Regions from separate parts of the Homo sapiens genome. Here regions 1 and 2 are each linked to region 3. Evidence: chromatin contacts called from ENCODE Hi-C data. All regions are on one chromosome and are shown on one strand. The core of a region is the stretch at or near the end of the contact, and the rest is flanking DNA. Distances in the headings are between cores, read along the strand shown. Region 1 overlaps PLCL1 (phospholipase C like 1 (inactive)). Region 2 overlaps PLCL1 (phospholipase C like 1 (inactive)). Region 3 holds the start of LINC01923 (long intergenic non-protein coding RNA 1923).

The links. A loop is a pair of places that touch in the nucleus more often than their neighbours do. Pooled maps may share reads with other maps.
Region 1: a loop to region 3 is called in a pooled map, with 13 times the contacts of the local background. The contact joins the enhancer-like site here to the promoter of LINC01923 in region 3. A Hi-C loop is called at or near these places in 2 of 37 single-sample maps with no recorded cell type and 4 of 50 pooled maps.
Region 2: a map with no recorded cell type shows a loop between it and region 3 (15-fold over the local background). The contact joins the enhancer-like site here to the promoter of LINC01923 in region 3. A Hi-C loop is called at or near these places in 2 of 37 single-sample maps with no recorded cell type and 4 of 50 pooled maps.

Annotation. Positions count from the first base shown.
Region 1 is chr2:198,002,518-198,007,039 of GRCh38, reverse strand. The region is part of intron 1 of PLCL1 (phospholipase C like 1 (inactive)); the gene reads right to left. Among named protein-coding and RNA genes, the nearest start is that of PLCL1, 200 kb to the right of the region's middle. RefSeq lists an enhancer at 1,523-1,712. Within about 2 kb of position 1,624, at least 2 of the 41 ENCODE cell types and tissues checked have a DNase peak (open chromatin) inside an H3K27ac peak, as active enhancers do.
Region 2 is chr2:197,885,801-197,890,425 of GRCh38, reverse strand. All of the region lies in intron 1 of PLCL1 (phospholipase C like 1 (inactive)), which reads right to left. Among named protein-coding and RNA genes, the nearest start is that of PLCL1, 84 kb to the right of the region's middle. RefSeq lists enhancers at 1,020-1,069, 1,330-1,419. Within about 2 kb of position 1,250, at least 2 of the 41 ENCODE cell types and tissues checked have a DNase peak (open chromatin) inside an H3K27ac peak, as active enhancers do.
Region 3 is chr2:198,372,319-198,376,432 of GRCh38, reverse strand. LINC01923 (long intergenic non-protein coding RNA 1923) reads left to right here and starts at 1,336. Exons shown (of 3, transcript NR_110267.1): 1 at 1,336-1,550; 2 at 1,816-1,957.

The DNA of each region.
Region 1 (4,522 bases), core at 375-2,874, 370 kb after region 3:
CTGTAATCTAAAGATTACCTTCTAATCTTATCTTCATGAATCTGTTTCTATTTCATGGTATCTACACACAACAAGCTGCTCACTTGGTATTGCAGAGATATAGGGGTGACTATCGCTCACCTAAAGAACCTTCCTAGGAAAATGAAAGCAGGTGCCTTTAGAAACTGGTAAAAGGTTTTGGGCACAGCTCAGTTTCTAGAAGGCAGATCAACAATCATTCCACAGGGTCCTTTGCAGCAAAGGCAGCTTTCTGTTGCTCCAAAGGGCACTAAAGTAAGAAAAATGCTCTAGTCTCATTCTTGAAATATTAACACTACAGAGACAGAAGCCCAGAGCACAAAGACAGAATCTTGGCTATATATCAGCAGCCTCTCCAGGAAGAGAATCCTTCATCACATTATGTACACCCACCAAAGGTTCCAGACTATTGGGAAAATTTAGATTCTAAAAATATATGTGGCAAAAATAAACTGCGAATAAACATAAATATAAACATTATACATGCAATGACTAAAAACATGGGGGAAATGAGGCAACACGCCTCCAGAGTTCTTAAGAGGAAAATTCCACTCTGGTAGGGCATTTGGGACATATATATATACTCCAAAAGTTATACTTCCTTTACCTGAAATTCAAATTTATCTTGATGCCTTGTATTTCCATTTACCAAATCTAGCAACCCTACCCTATTGTACCAAAAATTAATTTAGCCTTAGGTATGCAAGCACACATGCCCACACACATACACATTAAATGGGATGAAAGGAGCTGCCCATCTTCAGAAAATTAATGCCATTATCACTCAACAATAATGATAACTTACTTCTGCATCAAAACATCACAAACTTCATTTTCTCATGTTTTATGTCAACAGACTTCTCACCCTGTCTTTTAACAACTCCAGTCCTTTTATGTTGTTTCCCTAGAAGGGAAGAAACTGGTGAACTGTCCCTCTTTTCTCTTAGCTTAAAATATCCTTTTCTAGATACCTAGGAATCATCTCTGAATATATTAAGCCTCCTTCAGCTGCTGGCCTAAGTGCCTTAATCAGCATTCCTATTTCAACAAGGATTTATTAAGCAGTTATTATATTCACACATTAACTGTGTTATCAAGATGTGGATGTCCCCATTTTTTTAATTAGAAAAGGAAAAGTCTGAGTGGAAGAAATGTGCACTGTTTGCTCAGCTAAAAAGAAGTCCTCAGTCCCCTTGCATCTTTCAGCACCGCCTTTTGTGATATCGGCTGTCCACGGCCTCCCTGCCCCTGTCACCAGCCTTGCCTCTCCACCTCAGGCGAGTTGCCTGCAACCCTTTGCCTCTGCCCAGTTAACCAGTCTCAGCCTTCCCTGACCACCGCCCACACCTGTTACACATTCACAGTGCCGCATACTTTTTTATTGCAGTCTGCCCGTCAACACTGAGGTGAGTCTTTAATGAATGTCTGCCTTCCCCTCAAGACTATAATATCCTTGTGAACAGGACTGCAGGACCTAACACAGGGTCTAACATAGGGTAGGCAGTCAGTAAATATAATGCAATGAAGAAACTGAAGTGTGAAAGAAAGACTTCTTGAACACTAGCCTGGAGGGACTTTCCAGGCACGATGTGCAGTTTCCATTTCAAGGCCTCAAAGAGAACTTTCCTTTGCCATCAACAGAGTGAGCATGATCTGTGAATGGATGGCTGGAGATCATATTAACCCTGGTACAAGAAGGGCATTTTCACCTTTGAAATCTGCTGGTGAATTTGCCATAATTTCACATCTTTTTTACTCATTGCCTATGCAGGGAGATAAAGCGTATATCTCACTGCCCCTATCACTTAGCACTCGGAAAATCTTGAAGTGAAGTTCTAAGTTAACACACATAAAGAAGGAGAAATAAAGGAGGGTGGAAGTGAGGGAGCGAGGGTGGAAGGAAGGAAAGTTTAAAAAGAAAATCCTTTAAAAACTCACCTCCCTACCCTGCCTTGTCTGAATATTTTATTTTCACTAAGCTATCTTAGGAACCGAAAGCTAGAAAATGACTATTTCTAGATGTGTTAATGGCCTCATGATTTCCTTTCATGTTCTGCAGCAGCAGCTAAATTAGCAGTAAGCACTTTTATGTTCATTGGCTAAGTTGGACCTTTTTAAGAACCTAAAATTGAAAACAGAACTTAAATTTCAAATAGTCTGACATGGCAAGTCTATTTTCATTCAAAATACTTCTTATACAAAAAGATGCAGGAGGCGTTTATCCTGACCAAAAATGCTATAATTTCATATTTTTTGGCATATGAGACTGAAATATGTTTAGATACTTAGGTTTTCAATGTTGGAATATTTTTCTTAAGTCTATTCTTTCCAGTATTTAAGATTTATTAACAAAAATGTGTAACAGTACTCATCTAATTCTTAGATTTATTATTTAAATATGACCACCCTAGACTTTATAAACAATACTGACTACTAAATCTTTGTATTTCTTTCAAGAGCCACAAAGTTTTTTTTAACCAAATACATCACGAACTTGACTTGGACACACATTCTACAGATAAGTTAGCCAGAGCCTCTTTAGAATTAATGTTGGAAGTAAGCCTAAGTCATATCAGTAGGACACAGTCAATGCAATAAAGATATTCATTCAAAGAGTACCCCCAAATGACAAATTCATTCAGAATGTTTTAATCAGTTAAATGTTCCCTGGCATTGGCACATGCAAGTGATCCATCAAGGAACTGAATGACTAATCCACTAAACTTCCCTGTAACTCTTCTCAATCTTTCCTGAAAGCAAAAAGAAGAGTAATTTAAATGAACCAAGTGTTTAAGATCTATTGAGTTTCCACAAAAGGCTAGCTACTGAGCAGAACATTTGTAGAAATTGGCCCAGCTTCCAGACTTGCTTTTAAAAAAAAAAGCTAAATATATTACATTGAATCCTTAAATAATGTTTAAAGTTTAATTTAATATATAGGAATATAGCAGTGAAATGACAGTTTACTTTCAGTTTTTAATTACCCTATAAGTTGAATAACTTATTCAAATAAGAATTTCTGGTCCTATGCATGCATTGAATAATATTAATCACTTCACTTTGAGGCATAAATTAAGCCACAGACTTGGTCAAGTTCCTTCTAATGGATTCTCTAATTAGGATATTCAGTTTTGTGGTGGAAAGAGGTCTTGAGGAATAACCTCAATCCATCAACCTTTTTCAACCACAACACTTTGTAATAGTTCCACCTCCAGCTCAGAAGTTTTATGAAAATATTTGTATAGGTCTGTATAGAGAATGTACAGTGAGAAGTTATTTGCATAGACCATATATTCTTCTGCGTAGGCCATATATTCTTCTGCAAACCACTTTAATGATGACAGAGTGAGCATTAGCTAAAAATATTAAGCATAGGTTGAGCCAAAAAAAAGTATCTGAGAAGAAATTATCTGAAATACTAGAAGTTAGACGAGGTGAAATACATAGTTCTTCTGTCTTAAGTAGAAGGTCTAAAAGCTAGAAGCAAGAGTTCAAGTTTCTGGCTATCACTTCCTAAACTACAACTAAAGTCAACGAACCAATACAAGAGTCCAGCACATAATTCCAAGATGTGACAGGTCCAAGGATGGTTTTCATGCCTGGGTTCCATAAGGAGCATCTCTATTATTCACTAATATGCTCATAAGTGCAGAACTGTTTAGATCTGTCTTCCCTGCTCCCTATAGCTAATTCCTTCCTTGCCTAGCACTAGTTCAACCAATAAAGACTAAGTTAGCACAAAATGGCAAGAAGTGCCCCTTGTTTTTTAAGATATTAAAAAAAATTGTAAAGTAGTCTTAGTAGAAGTTTACATTAAGAATTATGTCTATTATTTAAAAACTCACATTATTAGTTAAAAAATTGTGATTGCTAAAGTTTTCTTATGAATTTCTTATGATTCTGTGTAGTTCATTTAGCATCTAGTATAAATACAGAGTATCTAACAACCTCTAAATCTAGAAGGGCGGACAGTACATCCATCTACTCCTTAGGGACCAATGAGAGCAGGTAGCTTCCAGAAGTTAATTGCTTAGAAATGGTAACATAGTTCACATAGAGGGCTGGAAATCCTGACAAATGATTGCAAATATGGGCTTCCCTTAAGCAGGATGATGACCAAATGTTTAACAAAGTGCATGGTAGAAGAGCAACCAAACAAAACAGATGCTCACTCAGAATGATGCTGGCCTACAGCAGTACCTTATGGTACCTGCCTGCAGAATACAGGTCCCACAAGGATGGACAGACCCTCAGGATACCAGAATCAATCCTAAAGAGCAGAACACTCAAGATCCCACAGCCTGGCACCTGTACATTTTTCTGGCCTTTTTAAAGCTTCACTGTTTAGCTTTTTCTGAGTTTATATGCATAAGAATCTTTACAATAACACCCTTCTTCCCCACAAGCTAAGTTACTGGAAATGAGGCTGTATTCCATGCAATCTAAGAACATAACTAAAATAGAATGTCAACAAAAGAGAAAAACATAAACCCAGTTTTCAATG
Region 2 (4,625 bases), core at 1-2,500, 490 kb after region 3:
GGGATTTCCAAAGGTTGGCAGTGATCCAAAGGTTGGTGTTGCTGCTAAGAGGGAGAAGAAGAAAGTAGGAAATGGGTTGTCCTTAGCAACTGGCTCTCACAACTGTTCCTCCTACTGTCTGGGATTCATACGAATATTTAAATAGCCTTAAATATCTTATCTCATAACACTTTTCTAATAAGAACTGTGGCTTCCAGTGGAAATGATATAGCTCAATTTTGACAATACCAATTAGTTTCAGCATAAAGAAACTATCTGTTGTCAATTTTTTCAGTTGTGAAAATCAGCTTCCAAACTCATTTCACCTTCCCTGTTGGCTCTTCTCTCACCTTTCAAAGTGTTCACTGTCCAAGATGAATTTATTAAATACTGTCTTATTCTATTTAGCATGATACCAAAGCTGCGTATGCAAGCTGATGTCAATGACCTTCTCTTACTATCACCAAATTGGGGCACTGCTTCTGCTATAAGAAAGATGAATGGGGAGGTGGAGGGATATCTCTAGTCTTTTTTCTTATACTATATAAGAAACCTACAAGCAACTTTCATTTCAATTAATATTTTACATGAACTCAAGATAGCTTAAAGAAAAATAAATTAAAATTAAAATCACACCAACCACAGGAAGAACATGTCAATTTATTGGTATTTATTTCCTTAATTTTAACATTTAGCCTAAAACACAAACAAAACTAAGATTTGCAAGAAAAAAAAACTGAAATAAATTTGCTAGCCATGCTAGGATTTTATTATAGTTTGGATCAACTTTGAATGCTTTAAATATATATTATGCTTGAATATCAACAGAAAAAATGTGTGTTGGTGTAGCCTAAAAACTTGAACATATTTGCTTCTTGGGTTCTTCTAAAATGTCCTTACTCTATGAAAACCTGAAGTAAATCGGAGAAAAAAGTTTAAAATGTTTGACAGAATATTAAAACTCAGTGTAAGCAGAAGTATAGGAAGAGCTTTTAAAGCCTGTTTTTTTTTGGTTAAAGCAGCTCAAAATCATATCTCCAAAAGAGCAGAGTTTGAGTACAACTTATTTCCCTCTAGGCTAGAAAACCATGGCTGTTCATTTAACAAGTTTAAGGAGTATAGCTAGTGTCATAAACCCCAAACATGTAGCAGAAATGCAACCTATGCATCCAAATGACATAGGACAGTGAAAGGGGCCCTACACTGGGAGACAGGAGACAGAAAATTTCTTCCCTTTTGTTCTGCAATGGCCACATGACTCACTAGTCACTATGCTTCTCGGAATTTCTCACTTCCTCATCTGTAAAAACAAGCCCGGGGCTAGATGATGTCTAGGTTGTTTCCAGATCAAAAATTTTTAAAGCTCTAATTCTACACATTCACTTTACACATATACAAAACTGAAAACATTCTATTTTTATGATCTAAAAAAACTGCAAATAAAAGAACTGCATTTTAGCAAATTTTTCCACTGACATTTTGAAAAAGGAAATAAGATTTAGCCTTATCATTTTAATATAATTAATTTACTTTTCAATACTAGTATCATATAATCCTTTATTACTCATTAGCATTTAATAATCATATCTTTTATTTCTAATTCCAATATTAGAAAGAAATTTGTCTTCCTTAATTATGGAATCAGCAGGAATCATGAGATATGCTAACAGCAGAAAAACATCTGAAATATAAAAATTAGTTTTGTCTTTCAAAAAATAATTGAAGACAGAAATTTCTATTTCCTGAAGTATTGTATTCCAATATGCAAGATAGTTCAGTAATAAAAACTAATATTCACTTAGTCTTATGTATAGAGCACTTTAACATGCATGATGTCACTAAATCTTTATGACTCTATGAGGAAGTATTGTAATTATCCTCACTCTATAGTTGAGGAAACTGAGGTCTCCTGACATTAAGTGATTGTCCAGGATCATAAAGCTAGAAAGCCCCAGCTCCATGACTCAACCTCTGACCTTTTCTCTCAATTTCTTGCTCTCTCTCCATGCTGTTCTGCCAGTTCATAAGCCCTTAATGTTTCTAATGAAGCCCACTTTCACCTAATTTAATGTAGACGGTTGCTCATAAACACCATAACAATTAACTGGGAACAAATATTTGAAACACATATGGCAGAAAGGGTTAATTACCTATCTTTAACATATGAGGAATCTTTACAAATTAAAAAAAAGAAAAGAAAAAGACCAACAATTCAATGAAGTTAGGTGAGAAATACAACCAGAGAGTTTACACACAAAAAAAATTATTGCTAATAGCTTTGAAACACTTGGGGGGAAAATGCTCAATCTCAATTAAATGACCGCTAGTAAAAATAAGATTTTTTCCTTTTTTTTTTTCAGACAGTGTCTCACTGTCGCCCAGGCTAGAGTCCAGTGGCACAATCACAGCTCACTGCAGCTTCAACCTTCCAGGCTCAAACAATCCCCCTACTTCAGCCTCCCAAGTACCTGGGACCAGAGCCACACACCACCGCACTTAATTTTTGGTAGAGACAGGGTCTCACTATGTTGCCCAGGCTGGTCTCGAACTCCTGAGCTCAAGTGATCCTCAGCCTCCCAAAGTGCTGGAATTACAGGCATGAGCAACTGAGCCAGGCCTTTTCCCTATCTTATTAACAAAACTTTTTAAATTGTTCATGTGCTTGTACATAGAGTATGAAATAATAGACACTGGAGACTCGGAATGGTGGGAGGGAATGAGGCATGAGAAATTACTTAATGGGTACAAAGTATGGGTGATGGCTACACTAAAAGCCCAGATTTCACGATTACCAATATATTCATGTAACATAACTGTGCTTGTACCTCTGAAATTTATACAAATCAACAATATTTTAAAATAAGATCAAAATTTTTCATATACCGAATTGACCATGGTATAGGAAAAAGTTACTCTCATATACCATCAGTGGGGAGTGCATGTGTTAAAAGTTTTTTGAGGGCGATTTTACAATATTTAGCAGAACTAAACACAGCCTTAAACACAGCAATTCCTCTCCTTGGAATTTGTTATTTATTTTATTTATGTGAGCAAAGAAAAAAATGATCATCTTGTAAAAGATGTTCCTAAGAGCATCAGCTATTACAGCAAAATACTGAAGACAACTCAAATGTCTCCCCTCCCTCAGAATTAACTGAATTTGGGGTACTTCATACAATAAAACACTACACTCCAATGTAAAACAGTATGCTTTTTTTAAAAAGCAGAATATATTGTAGTTTACTCCTCATTTGCCTATGAAAAATATACATGGAGATCACACCCAAAGATCTGAGATGGTATATGCTTAATAAAATATGTCTGGAAAGATACGCAAGAAATTCCCCTTTAGAGAATGGAACTAAGGATGCAGGTCTCTAGGGAATTACATTTAAGTTATTTTAAAATGTAATATTGTTTGAAGTGTTTAATTCTTTGCATGGCTATACTCAACTTGGTTGATGTGAGGAGCCAATTAGATAAAATAATGTATGTTAAAGCAGCTTGCAAACTGAAGAGAATAACAGAATATAAAAACCTAAGGCTTCCTGGATATTGCTTTATCACTAGCATTTCGGGAAGACTTTTGATTGATCCAGCACCTACTGCCCCGAGCTAAACCCAGTAAGCATAATTCCTCAAAAGAAAACTTTATGATGGATTGAAGAATTCTCTATCAAAATGCAAATATCCACCCAAGAGCTAAGACCTTTAAATGGTGCTTTTCAAACTTCATCAAATAGCCCTTAGTGTCAAAGACACTGAGCTTGTTCCCCCAGGGACCTAGAAAGTAGATCGAAAGGCCCTCACATTTTTAATATGTCCATACTCTTTCTGATAATTTTTTTTTCCACAAACCTTCAAATAAACTGACAATCTGATAATTTTTTTTTCCACAAACCTTCAAATAAACTGACAATCCAGGGAGATGCACTAGGTTTATTTTGAGGCCTTGCCCCCAGGAACTGGGATGCACCTATTTGAAGAATTTTACTTTTTTTTTTTTTTTTTTTTTTTTTTTTTTTTTTTTTTTTTGAGACAGAGTCTCATTCTGTTGCCCAGGCTGGAGTGCAATGGTGTGACCTCGGCTCACTGCAACCTCCACCTCCCGGGTTCAAGCAATTCTCCTGCCTCAGCCTCCTGAGTAACTGGGACTACAGGCACGTACCACCACACCCAGCTAATTTTTGTATTTTTAGTAGAGACAAGGTTTCACCATATTGGTCAAGCTGGTCTTGAACTCCTAACCTCAAGTGATCCGCCCGCCTCAGCCTCCCAAAATGCTGGGATTACAGGCGTGAGCCACTGCTCCCAGCTAGGAATTTTACTTTAAAGGATATGTGTTGGCATCTTAGCAGAGGACATTTTAAATATGGGATGAAAGCTATGGAGAAAAAAAGGAAGTTAAAAAGAACTGGAATCAGATACTCTGTGATTTAATCTTCAAATTCACCATTCTTTCAACAAGTTACTGAACTCCTACTATGGCCATAGTCTCTTTCCCTCATGAAGCTATAGTTTTAGTTCTAATGGATACTGTACAAGTGCCCTCTAAAGAGGTTTTTAGCCAATGCATGCATTCCCCACTGATGATGCAGGAGAATATGTCTTCCTCCACACCGTGGTCAATTCAGCACATGGCCAAA
Region 3 (4,114 bases), core at 87-2,586:
TTGAGAAGCCCGTTGGACATCCAAACAGCAATGTCCAGTGAAAAAGAAGTTAAATACACATGCCAGGAGTTGAGGGAAGTAGTCCTGGCTGGAAAGAAAAAATTGGGATTTTTCAGAATATAGACAGTATGTAAAGCCTGAGAGATGAGATTAACCTAGAAAGCGAGTGTAGAGAGAGACACCTGAGCTTCCCTGGGTTCAAGAAGATGAGATACAGGCTGGGTGTGGTGGCTCACACCTGTAATCCCAATACCTTGGGAGGCCAAGCTGGGAGGATTGCTTGAGTCCAGGAGTTCCAGACCAGCCTAGGCAACACAGCAAGATCCCATCTTCATTTAAAAAAATATATATTTTTTAAGCTTTTTAAAAGAAGATGAGACACAGCTAGCAAAGGAGTGGAATAAGAGCTGCTGGTGAGGGAGGAAGACAACCAGAGCCATGTGAAAGAAATCATTTAAAGAGGAGTGAGTGATCCCCTATGGGGAAAAATAAAATGCTGCTTCTATGTCAATCAAGATGAGGGCTGAGTCACTGTATAGGAGGCAGCAATAAAAAAAATAAAGTAAAAGATGAGGGCTGAGGACTGACCATTAGGTTTAGCATCATGGAGGTCCTTGATTTTAGGAACAGAGCATCAGTGGAGCAGGAAAGGAAAGAAGGAGGGGTGGAAAGCCTAGGACATCAGATACAGACAGCCCTTTGAGAGGTTCTGCTCTAAAATGGACTGAAAAATGGCCAGGTGCGGTGGGGCATGCCTGTAGTCCCAGCTACTCGGGAGACTGAGGTGGGAGGATCCCTTGAGCCCAGGAGTTCAAGACCAACCCAGACAACATAGTGAGAGCCAGTCTCAAAAAAAATAAAATTAAATAAAAAATAAAATGAATTGAGAAATGGAGAGGCTGCAGGAGAAGTGGGGTGAAGAGAGATAGGAGAAATTACAGCAGAGAAAGGGAACGTTTGATGATAAGGAAAAGGACGAAGCAACTGCTGAAGTGGCATCCAGTGTCAGGCTCCAGAGGAGTGAGGGGCTCTCTGATCAAGAGGAGGGGCTGGTCTCAAAGAGGGTGAGTAGAGTACAACCATGGTAACAGCAGGACGCAGAAGCACTGGCACGGAGGCAAGTAAGAGGCTGAATGTGGAAAGTCAACCCCCAACGTGTTGGACCAGTTAATGCTGCTGGTCTCTCTGAGAGGTAACTATGGAAATCTATAATAAGCCAAAGCAGCTGCACCCACAGCTGATGTGAACCTGGAAGATACAGCCATGTGAGAGGACCACGTCATTATTATGGAAGGGGTTCTTAGAATTGCCACCCAAGTAGATTCTGTTGGAGATGGGAGGAGAAAGGGAGGAAAGGGAGTAGAGAAGGCCACACACAATCTTAAATTCAATATTTCACTCCCGTTAAAGATAAGCTGTTTATAAGCTCCAGTGTAGGGCATGTAATTCTATGTAAAAACTCTGTGGTTCCTCTTCCCACATGTAAATCATGATCACTCTACATTCTGCTCTCTGGGAGCCCTCAAGGCAAAGAGACAACAAGACTCGAGGTATAGTAATAAAAGTCTGGGTATTATAAAATCCACCCTGAGCTCCAAGAAAAGAATAGAAAGAAGGAAGCTCTGAAAAGTACTAATTTACCAAAGTTCAATGCAGTTTTGTAAATTTTTATTAACATCCTCGGAAATCCAAATGCCCATCTTGAAACTGAGGGTTTTTTTCCTCAATTATGGCTATATATGCTTTAAAGATAAACTATGAATTCTCTTTAAACTAAGTGCCTTGATAAAATAATGAGTATTAAATACATTTCAGACCACAGAAAGGACTTATCACAAGTCTTTGTGGTAGCTGAGGAGTGCCCCCTACAGACTGATATGCACAATGCAAGCAGATGAAGAGGAAAGAACTGAGCAGCAGTATTTCAGGATTCTCAATAAGGCATCAATGAAAAAAGGTAAGAAACCTTTGCTGAACAAAATGTGACACTAAAGGCTAGGAAATATATGGACACTATGAATTCTTGTTTTTACATATTTGTAAACAGCAAGAAATGAAAAACCTTTGTTTGGACTTTTCTTCTTTTTGACTCTCACCACCGATTGCCCGCAACTGAAGAATGTATTAGTAAAGTCTGTTTTGTTCTTTGGTTACTTCATATCAATATTTGAATACAAATGAAAATAGTAAAATAGTAAAAAAGATATTTTATTCTGCTGTGCAAAAACAACTACCTGGATTCAGAAATTATTTACTTCAGATGTCGGCAACAAAAATAAAACGTAACATATCTATTAAAATGAAGTTAAATGAATTCTAGTTTGAGGTTTTATTCCTTTTTGTAAAGACTCCACAGAGAAGTATTTGCCTTCTATGAATGTTATCGCTTAAAATGTTTATGTTTTTCAAACTAAAAATCACAAAAAGACATGAAAAACATATCCTATGTTTATGAATAGATTTAAAAATATATAAATCTATAAATGTCAAAATATATTACTACACTAAGATTCAATATTACACACTATATAAAATATATTACAATAATATTTGAGAGGCAGAAAGTTATATAGTATATAACCTCATCATAGTTAATAAATTTCATACATAACAATATATTCCAGTTTAATTTTCCATTTGTAAGAGAAAGGAGACAAAATATAATTCAAAACCTTTACATTTTTTATTAAAGATTTTTAGAAACGAATACTGGTGCAATTTAAATGTACCAATATGTTTGATGTCTTTAAGTTAAACTCAGAATTTTATAAATACTTAGCAATGGACAGAATAGTATTTATCCAAATTAACAGCCTTTTACATGATCTTTGAATAAATGTAGATCTTTGGAAAAATGCGTTTAACATCATAAAATGTTCATTTAGACTCAATTTCACATACACTCAGGAGATATACATAAATGTATGTGATTAAATTGATAAATTACACTTCCAAGCATTTTCATAAAGAATGTTTTTCACACTCAGAAAGAGACAATTAGGGTCATGTTTTGATGGCTTCTTTTTCTTATGGAATTTAATAAGATATAATCAAATATTTATATATTGCTTCTTCTAAAATTTTTTAAATTGCATAATAATGAAATTAGAAAATATATTCTTTCCTGTAGGTAATAAAAGCCAATGTACTTACAAAAAACTGCTTGCTATATTAATCTTCCTAAGTGTTCTGGTTATTGACCTAATAATCACAATTGTCTCTTCTTTCCCTCTTCTAATAATATATACATGATGCATTCAGATGTTAAAATGCAGCACTTGTGGAAATGTCTGTTAAAAAATATTAACATATAGGCCCCAAAAATGTATAGTACATTCGAATTAATGAAACTGACTGTTTTTACATGTAATTAACCTCTTGAATGCACTCACTCTCATTATAGAATCCTTGCCAAAATGCAGTATTGCATTTTGGAAGGAATGAAGGGGAAGGGGAGGAGAGGGGAGGGGAGAGGAGAGTAGGGGAGAAGAAAGAAGGAAGAGAGAAAGAGGAAGACAGAGGGAAGGGATTAGGCAGGTCAGCCAACTGATTTAGGTAAATGAATCCACGTTTATAAACATGCACGTTGTAAAATTAACAATTTTCAGAAGAAAGGAAATAATTTACAAGAATAGCATTGATTCAGAAATAAATGTTATTATTCCTAGATAACAAATACAAATAAAAAATCAAATGCCTTAAATATACAATGTTGATTATATGGTCTTATCTTGTGGAAATGTACAAAAGTACAATTAAGATAATTTTGAATAAACTTTTATTCAAATTGAAAACACAATTTTATGTTGCATATACTCCTTTGGTGTTTAGAAGATATCATAAATTCAGTTACTTCCTTATGCCCCAGAAAATGCGGATATTTTTTAGAAAGGCTATTGCTTTCATACTGTTTCTAACATGAAAAACGCTACCTTTTTTGGCTAATACAAAGAAACCACAATTAACAGTGAAACCATAAATACTTTCTGTGTTAACCACAAATGGCCTTTCCCATAGAGAAATGGCTTACATGTGTTCTAAATGTGTTTGGTTTCGTTTTGTATGGAAGGAGCTGTGGGTATGTTTTTATCTAAGAAAAGAATATGGCATGCAC